Linked DNA regions of Homo sapiens: regions 1 and 3 are each linked to region 2. A link is a contact called in ENCODE Hi-C or POLR2A ChIA-PET data. All regions are on one chromosome and are shown on one strand. Each heading gives the region's core, a stretch centred on a gene start or an enhancer-like site at or near the end of the contact. The rest is flanking DNA. Distances are from core to core; before and after follow the strand shown. Region 1 overlaps LOC105376360 (a long non-coding RNA gene). Region 2 has its middle 68 kb from the start of LINC00702. Region 3 overlaps LINC02669 (long intergenic non-protein coding RNA 2669).

Region 1 (3,045 bases), core at 328-2,827, 550 kb before region 2:
TCTAATACCATATTTTTACTGTATCTTTTACGTGTTTAGTATGTTTAGATACACCAATACCATTGTGTTCCAATTGCCTACAGTATTCAGCACAGTCATATGCCATCCAGGTTTGCAGCCTAGGGGCACAGGCTACATCATACAGCCTAGGCGTATAGTAGGCTATGCCATCTACATGTGTGTAAGGACACTCTATGATGTTCACACAATGACAAAATCACCTAATAGCACATTTCCCAGAACATGTCCCCAACATTAAGCAATGAATGACTGTAGCTGAAAAGGGTAATTTAACAACGGAAAGCAGTGGGTGGCAGTCAAGAGTTCTAAGAAGTCCAAGGTGAAAGTGCTCTGTGAATAGATTGCTGGTCTCCTATTTTGCTTTTTGAGCCCATCTGTGCTGTGCTTTTGGAAAAATGTTGTCAGTCCTAACCTCCAACACTCTCAGTGCATTTGGAGCAATACACTTCTGGTGAACAGAGAAAATACCATATTCTGCAAGTGAGATTTTTTGTCTCCATTCTGTGGTTATTCTTTATCCAACAAAATGAAGTTTTAGAATTTAAGTTAATGAACATTTATTGTGGACCTAGCTTACAGAGTAAAGGGACAGATGAGTAAAAGAGTCTTTGCCCTCAAGAGTTATGAAACCTGAATCACAAGAGAAGTATAAAAAGGGACTACCAGAGAGTTCAGATGAAATGAGGTGCATAATGAATGTGCCTTCAGTGGGGCACAGATGGAGTTATGTGGGAGGGCATGGGGAAACTCTTAATGCAGGAGTTGGCCTTCAGATGATCCTTCAAGTGGGATGGTCATTAGAAGGAGAAGAGATCCCCAAGGATGAGCAATGCCAGTATCTGAGGCCAGATGGCCCGGAAAGGCTGGTGCTAGGGGGAGCAGCAGTCACTCTGTTTGTCAGAGCCCAGGAGCTCTTGTACAGAGGCAATGGCTGCACCAGCTGGTGGAACTACATTGCAGGAAACCTCCAAAGCCACACAGGGTTCATCTGCTTTTCAAAAGGCAAAAAAGGACTGGTGGGAAGTTTCTGAGCCAGAAGGAGACAATATCAGTTATATCTAAACCAAAATATTTTTAACTTGGTGCAAGGTTTCTAGATAAATCAGGGAACTGGATAATGAGTCAGAAAGAGTGCCAGGAGGATGTCAGCATCGCAGAGGTGCTCCCTGCTAACATCACATCCTGCACTCAATTTTTTTTTTCTTTAAATCACTGCTCGGGTTGTGTGGCATGTAATGAGAATGGTAAAATGCTTTGTTCTTATTACTGTAATTTCAATAACAAATATGGAAAGAAACAACGAAATGGCCTACACAATAAAAATAATTGTTAACCCATTTTACTAGCTCTGTGGCTAAATTATATTTTTATAAATTACAGTTCCAGTGGAGGCAAATGTGCTCGCAAGTTCCTTGTTAACAAGGTCACCAGTATAATTTGAATATTTTCCACAGCTGTTGCTCTCACACCTAAAGAGGGAAACAGCTCCAGCTATGTAGGGCAAGTGAACGAGAATGCTAATGAGTCTAACAGATTGGTTCAAAATAGAAGCATAAACCTTCAATTCATGAGGACACAACCGTTACGAAACCAAAGCCGAGGAGCTGGTCTGTGTTGAGGAATTCAACACTGCAACATCGTTCGAATATTTGACATAGTTCTTGACCCAGGCTTGGCAAAATTTGTCCACTATAAATAGAGGAAGGAGGGAAAAGTTTATGAGAGACCATATAATTCCATAAACATGAATTTCACTCTTAGAAGAATCCATAAAGAATACTTTGAAAACATGCTTTGTGAACGCTCTTTCACTGAATTACTGTGTAAAGCGTTTTGGCAGCAGTATCATGTTCTATACAGCAGAGCTAAAATTGCAAATTCACAATGATACAAGTGATATTAGGTAATTAAGACAATAAAGATTTATTTGATGATAAGAATCAATGGCTTGATTTACCAAATCAATTGGTTTACTATTTTGTTTGTTTAAGTGGAGATGAAGTAAACTTCCATCACAGTCCTTAATGATAAATCTTTATTGTTGCTGCTCTTTTCCATTCTATCTGCGTTGAGAAACTAGTTTTTGGAACTCGCTGTAAGAGCTGTAGAATGGGAACAGGCTGAACCACTGAGTAAGAGGGAAACAGGTTTTGCACAAGACGACGTGCAAGTGGAGGATCTGACGTGGTTTGAAAAGCCGTGGGGCTTTGACTAACACACTGAGGCATGGAGGAAATGCCACCAAATTCCTACCAAAGCACACTCTGAACATCGACATTATACTAAAGCGAATAATAAATAAGGGGCAAGAACTTGCAGGCACTGCCCATTTGCATTAAAGTCTGACAAATTCCTGCTCCCAAAGAATTCCTCAGGAAATGCATTGAGATGATGATTCTCAGATCAATTCCCTAGCATTCAGGGGAAAAGTTTTTTAAAATCACAAAATTAAAAAACAATGTCTTTCAATACTCCAGGCACTGATTTGAGATGTTACACTTTTTGAAGCCAGACTCGGTACTTTTTGGTATATTGGGCTCAGAGTCTCACTGGTACTAAGCTTATTTGATGCTTTGGTGTGTTGGGCACAGAGCTTTCCCTGGTATGTAGCTTATTTGTAAGTTTCTATAAATTGTTGCAAGTCAGCTGTAGGAAAAGCAGGCATCTTGAGAAGTCCTGGTAATTATTCCAGAGCACTAGGCTTACATTAAAAAATAAAAAAAAAACTTAGCCCAGAGTGTTGTGAAAAAGACCAATGGAGATTATCATTTAGCTACCTAAGAAGAGTGTAAAGAAAACAAATTATTATCCTAAAATACTAGTGATGATTTACCTAATTAATCTTTGACAGCTTGAAATGTGTCCTCAGCAAACGGTAATGTGGTAGTGTGTGCTCAAGGAACACTAGATTAATGAAGCACAGATATAAAAATTGCATCTGTTAGATTATGTAATTCTCTCTGAGTAATTTTAATTACTGGGTATTTCAGGACCTTCCAAATCTTCTTAGAACAAAAATGTCTT
Region 2 (2,787 bases), core at 69-2,568:
ACCTCGGAGGCGGAGGTTGCGGTGAGCTGAGATCGCACCAGTGCACTCCAGTCTGGGTGACAGAGCGAGACCATCTCAAAACAAAACAAAAAAAAAAAAAAAAGAAGGAGAGATGATGCTGCATGCCTGGTATTGCGATCTCAAAAGAGTGATCATTCTACATACATTCTTAGCAAAACCTTCTGTTTTTTGCAAACCTCAATAAATTATTGTATGTGCGTCATAAACTGCTGTAGAATTTTGTCCAGGCTCAACACCAGAATTTCTCCGTGAAAATCAGGAAAACAGCCAGTCTGTGGCACTTCTTCCTTTCCCAAAGAATCGTCAGTTTCCTGCACACGTGGAGGTTCCCGAGGCAGCACAGGGCCTTGTGTTTCTGGAAACATTGACGTGCAAGCCCTGATCCAGCCCATGTGAACAGGTTAACCTCACCTCTCCCAATTGGGGAGGTTATTCTCTCTGGTGAAGAAGATTTAAAAACCGTGGAACAGAGCAATTTTGTTTTCTGTCTGCCCCATGTCACCTTCACGCCTTGCCCAAAATGATTTTGTCAAAAACCCAGTGAAAACAACAAGTATGTTTTGTTGTGTTTGTGTGTGTGCTGTTAAACTTTCTGACAGGCTTCACGTATTCTGCACTTAAACTTTCTAGAAAATGTTCCTACAAGTCCATGTGCCTTTGAATATGTCCATGGTTAGATTGAATTTATGGAAACCCCGCTTACATACACTGGTATTTTAAAATATATCTCCCCATCCATTCTCTCTCATTTTCGGTTTTTTATATTTTGGATTGTTTTAAGCCTTGTTATTTATAAACTCGTGAGTTAATCTTTCCATTTTTAAGGTGGTAGAACCACTTTCATAGAGAATAATTGCATCATGACAGAAGTTGCTGCTTGCTCAGAAGTGACAGAGCATGAATTTAAAGTTAGGCCTGTCTGACTCCAGAGCTGGCATGTGTAGACGCTGACAACAAAGTGCAGACACATGTGTCCTGTCCCTGTCTTGGTGTGGCTTGGACATTGGGATTATAGCGGGCTGTCAAGGTTGAGAACCACTGGCCTGGAGCAGCTCAGGCCACCTGACAGCTGAGGGTTGGAGGAGGACATCCAAGATTATTCCACAGACCTCCATGTGGGCCTGAGTTGCAACCTTACACCCATAGAAGGTAGGACAGGGAGATGAGGGACCCCAGCCTTGAGAGGAATGAGTGACAACAGCTTCAGCTGGCCCCTGCTCAGCTTCTTCTGTTACCATAGACATGACTTGGGTTTAGAAATAAGTGTCCCCTCAGACTCGAGTTCAGCAGATGGTGTGAGGGAGACAGAGAAATGTGGAATAAGAAGGGGAACAGACAGTGGCCAGGGCTTCAGGCTGCTGCTGGGCCCTAGAACACCAAGTTCGGGTTGTTATTTTGGTGATTCAGAAGCAGAAGTTTCAAAGAGGGAAAGTTAAACCAGTGTGCAGCCAATCAGGATGCTATTCAAAGAACACTTGGTAAACAGCAGTGTCTAGGTTTTCATTGTTCTTCCTCCCACTTGTTTTTAGAAGCTGCAAGACCACACAAATTCTGGGTGGACCAAAGAATTCTTATCCTCAAAGGGAGAGAGAACATTATTGGCTTTGCCAGTTCTTTAGTGCACAGATCAAAGACTCCAAGGACTGCTGGGCGCGGTGGCTCACGCCTGTAATCCCAGCACTTTGGGAGGTCCAGGCGGGCAGATCACTTGAGGTCAGGGATTCGAGACCAGCCTGGCCAACATGGTGAAACCTCATCTCTACTAAAAATACAAGAATTAGTCAGGCATCACTGCATGTGCCTGTAATCGCAGCTACTCGGGAGGTTGAGGCAGGAGAATCACTTGAACCCAGGAGGCGGAGGTTGCAGTGAGCCGAGATTGTGCCATTGTACTCCAGCCTGGGAGACAAAGTGAGACTCCTTCTCTAAAAAAAAAAAAAGACTCCAAGGACAATTGGCATGAGAGGAGATGCAGTGTGGCTAGTTCATTCGTTTCTGAAAAATCACCAGATTAAAGTGAATGGGGAACTGAAATTTTTTTAAAAAAAGAAACTTAAAAAAGATGAATCATGAATTTTTTGTTAAAAATATTTTGATGAAGAAGCCAAACTGGATGAAAAAAAAATAACTGTGTCCTTGACAGTCTAGAAGAAGGTGGCATGAAATGGCCTGCCTGTCTTTGTGTGCATGTGGCTAAGTGCAATACTTGTGTGTACATGTGTGCATTAGTGTGTGCATGTGGCTATGTGCAATACTTGTGTGTACATGTGTGCATGAGTGTGTGCATGTGGCTATGTGCAATACTTGTGTGTACATGTGTGCATGAGTGTGTGCATGTGGCTATGTGCAATTCTTGTGTGTACATGTGTGCATGAGTGTGTGCAAGTGCATATGTGCACATACTTGTGAGTATATGTGTGTACATGTGTAAGTGCACATATTTGTGAGTATATGTGTGGATGTGTGTGTATGTGCATATGTGTATGTGCATATATTTGTGTATATATGTGGATGTGTGAGCATGTGCATATGTGCACATACTTGTGTGTATATGTGTGTACACAAGTGTATGTGCACATATTTGTGTGTATAGGTGCACATGTGCGTGTACATGTGTATGTACACGCACATGTGTGTATATACCTGGAACCAACTGAGCCTGCTGTGACATGTCATCTCTCCAAGAACCACATGCCCAGTGTCCAAAGTCACCCCCACTTAGTCTGGGACAGGGCGGTGCAGACCTACTGTGCTCCTCTAAGATGA
Region 3 (2,872 bases), core at 229-2,728, 700 kb before region 2:
TTGATGAACATAGCCTGGGATGCTGTGGGCGCGAAGGCAGAAGGAAGCAGCTCCCGCCAGCAGGAGGGCCCTGCTCCACTCTTAAGCCTCCGAACCACAGCACTTTTAAGGAATCCACTCAGCTGTGTAAATTGAAGGATTCCAGAAAGCATCCTCCAGGGTGACGCTGACCTAAAATTCTACCACTTATCTTAGGCTAAGCATTACATTTTGTATTCAACCCTCTTTTCAAACGCCAAAACCTTTACTTTTTTCACCTTGGCATAAAATAATTTAACAGGTACCTCGCAGATGGGGGAGTAGTTGGGATGAGATACCCAGGATTTCAAGAGAGTAATTACCCAACTCTTCAATGAATACTTATTACACATCCGGTAAGCGTTCAGCTTGTACAGGGATCTGAAGATACGAGGAAATGAGCAACGCGGTTCTTTCCCTCAAAAGTTAATGGGTAAAGAGATACATGGGAGAAATGACAAAGTGTACTTGGGCTGAATTGGGCACTTCACTTCTCTGTGCTGTGGTTTCTGTACTCTGAGGACTTAGTGTAGAGAAATGCATAAAGACATTGATTCATTCCAGGTACTGGCACGTTACAAATCCTCGGGAAGTGTAAGCTGTTGTTCTTATCAACCATAGTAGTAGCAAGATCTTAAAAGATCAGTGAGCCGGGAAGCTCTCACAGCAAAAAGGGTGGGTGAGTGGGCATTGAGGAATGAGTAGGAGTTTGCCAGGCAAACAGGAGATGGGAGAGAAGAAGAGGATTCAGGCATAGAAAACAGCAATAGCAGAAGCAGAGACATGGGTAGAATAGGGCAGATGGGAGCCGCAGAGAGAGTGAGCCCAGTTTCACAGTAGGATTTACCCCACATGGACCCTCTGGTGACCACAGGGCCCCAGGACAGGCACTGCAGGACGGCTGGTGAGCAGCTCCATTTGTGGGGTTTTGGAAGCATCGCACATAAACCTACAGAGCCTTCTTTTCTTTCTCCTTTTCTTTTTTCCCCACCAGGGGCACATTTCTCTGTTTATATTTTCTCTCATTCTAAAACCATGTTGACAGATATGATTATTTACGAGTTCGTTAATAAACATTTACGGCAATTGATATGGAAAACAAAGTATGTGATCCATGATGAATCAGAAAAAACATCCTCACAATATATGTAACAGAGTGATATATAAATATAATGGACATCTTTACTTTTATAAATGAATGTGAAAATATTACAAAGTAACAATTATACATATATATTTCACAGGAAGAGAGTGCAAATGCCCAATACCTACAGGAAAATAAGGTAACTCATTGTAATTTATTTTCTCTCCTCTTCTGATGTTTCTCCTCACCTCTTTTTTTCTTGTGAGAGCTAGAGGATAATTCAGAATAAAGTCCCTGCTCTTCTGTGCTATGCTAGACTACAAGTATTTCAAAGGTTGAGGCTATGATTTCTCACAGTAACACCCACTGCATCTAGGGCAATGTCTCAAGTGGCGTAAACACTGAAACCTTTCACTTGTGTAACACATTTTTGTTGCTCACTTATATGAGTCAGCTGCTGTTCTAGTTCTTTGAGATACGTTGTTAAACAAAGGAGTCAAAAATGCCTGTCTTCCCATAGCATAGATTTCATCAGGTAGAATGAGGAAATGGTGGAAATGGACACAGAAGATATACGAGTAAGCCACACAGAATAGAGCAGGAGAGAAATTCTATTTATGTCCAACAGCAACTATTTTGTAAAATAATATTTCAAAGGCTTGGTGTAGCAGGGAGGTAAGAAGTTTAATCAGAAATGCTGTGACCGGATCTGAAGGTTAAAGCCAACATGTATTGATGATGTGAATTTGCTCACCTTAAAAGACATTTCTTAAAATAAAATGATTCTAAAATTCTAAATTTGGAGGAGGCTGGGAGGGTTCAATGAGCATCATAATTTATACTTCTGGGAAAGAGGATGTAGAAGTGAGAGAAGATACAGACCCAGAGAGGAGGGTTTCACTCCCAGTCTCAGAGGCAGCCTTGCAGCCTCATGTTTCTCATGCATTTGGAGGCATGGCCTTTATAAATCCCACTCATCCAGGGTGACTTCCGCCCCCATGAAAGTGGGAAAACATGGACAAACTACTGTTCTATCAGAAGCCCTCACAAAACACCCAACACTTTTTTTTTTACTCAAAGACATGTTAAATGTTTAATTAATTAATTCACTAATGAAGCCCGTAAGCTGTGCCAGGCATTGCTGGAACTGATGGGGGTTCATCCTTGAGTAACATGACAGCAACCAGTCTCCCTGGAGCTGATATTCCAAAAGGAACTTTTCCTAAGTCAAGGTTACATCTGAGCAAACTCAACATCTGATGATTCCTTTCCCAATGGCCCAACCTTCTGCCAGCTGATTATACTGAGAATCAACAGGTTTTGGGTTTTTCCCACTCCATCCCCTGCCTCTCACCCATTCTCCATGACTGATGTCCTGATCTTGTCCTGGGAGGCTGACCCTAAAGGATGGTACTAACCAGCTCCCTGGCTGGCTGCCTTCCTGTGGGGTTGGCCAATGAAAGTCACTGGCTGGAGACAGGAGGACGGAGAAGAGGGAGGATGTGGTATTTTCTCTTTGCTCTTGGAGCATTAGCGCACGGGCAGCCCCTGTGTCCATCCAGGGTGTTAGTGGCCACCGCTGGTCGGCTGCTTCTCCGTAGCTCCATGTCCCACTGAGTGCTGGCAGCTCCATTTCCTTCCTTGCTCTCTCCAGCCTTCCTGCTATTGCTGGGCTCAAGCGGCCCCAGCACCCCTTCAGAGACCCTTAGCTCTGCCCCAAAATCTGTAAATAGTCTTTCCATCAGTGTCTCTCCTCTGAAAGGTAAGAGT

What was found. A loop is a pair of places that touch in the nucleus more often than their neighbours do. ChIA-PET counts read pairs that join two places held with the same protein, here RNA polymerase II (POLR2A). Pooled maps may share reads with other maps.
Region 1: a loop to region 2 is called in a pooled map, with 2.6 times the contacts of the local background. The contact joins two enhancer-like sites. A Hi-C loop is called at or near these places in 1 of 37 single-sample maps with no recorded cell type and 3 of 50 pooled maps. POLR2A ChIA-PET finds 5 or more read pairs at or near these places in 1 of 52 experiments (A549).
Region 3: a loop to region 2 is called in a map with no recorded cell type, with 5 times the contacts of the local background. The contact joins two enhancer-like sites. A Hi-C loop is called at or near these places in 2 of 37 single-sample maps with no recorded cell type and 3 of 50 pooled maps.

What each region holds. Positions count from the first base shown.
Region 1 is chr10:3,622,359-3,625,403 of GRCh38, forward strand. The region is part of intron 1 of LOC105376360 (a long non-coding RNA gene); the gene reads left to right. Among named protein-coding and RNA genes, the nearest start is that of LINC02669, 120 kb to the left of the region's middle. Within about 2 kb of position 1,578, at least 7 of the 41 ENCODE cell types and tissues checked have a DNase peak (open chromatin) inside an H3K27ac peak, as active enhancers do.
Region 2 is chr10:4,174,690-4,177,476 of GRCh38, forward strand. No RefSeq gene overlaps it. Among named protein-coding and RNA genes, the nearest start is that of LINC00702, 68 kb to the right of the region's middle. Within about 2 kb of position 1,319, at least 2 of the 41 ENCODE cell types and tissues checked have a DNase peak (open chromatin) inside an H3K27ac peak, as active enhancers do.
Region 3 is chr10:3,476,378-3,479,249 of GRCh38, forward strand. The region is part of intron 3 of LINC02669 (long intergenic non-protein coding RNA 2669); the gene reads right to left. All of the region lies in intron 1 of LOC105376360 (a long non-coding RNA gene), which reads left to right. All of the region lies in intron 1 of LOC124902538 (a long non-coding RNA gene), which reads left to right. Among named protein-coding and RNA genes, the nearest start is that of LINC02669, 25 kb to the right of the region's middle. Within about 2 kb of position 1,479, at least 4 of the 41 ENCODE cell types and tissues checked have a DNase peak (open chromatin) inside an H3K27ac peak, as active enhancers do.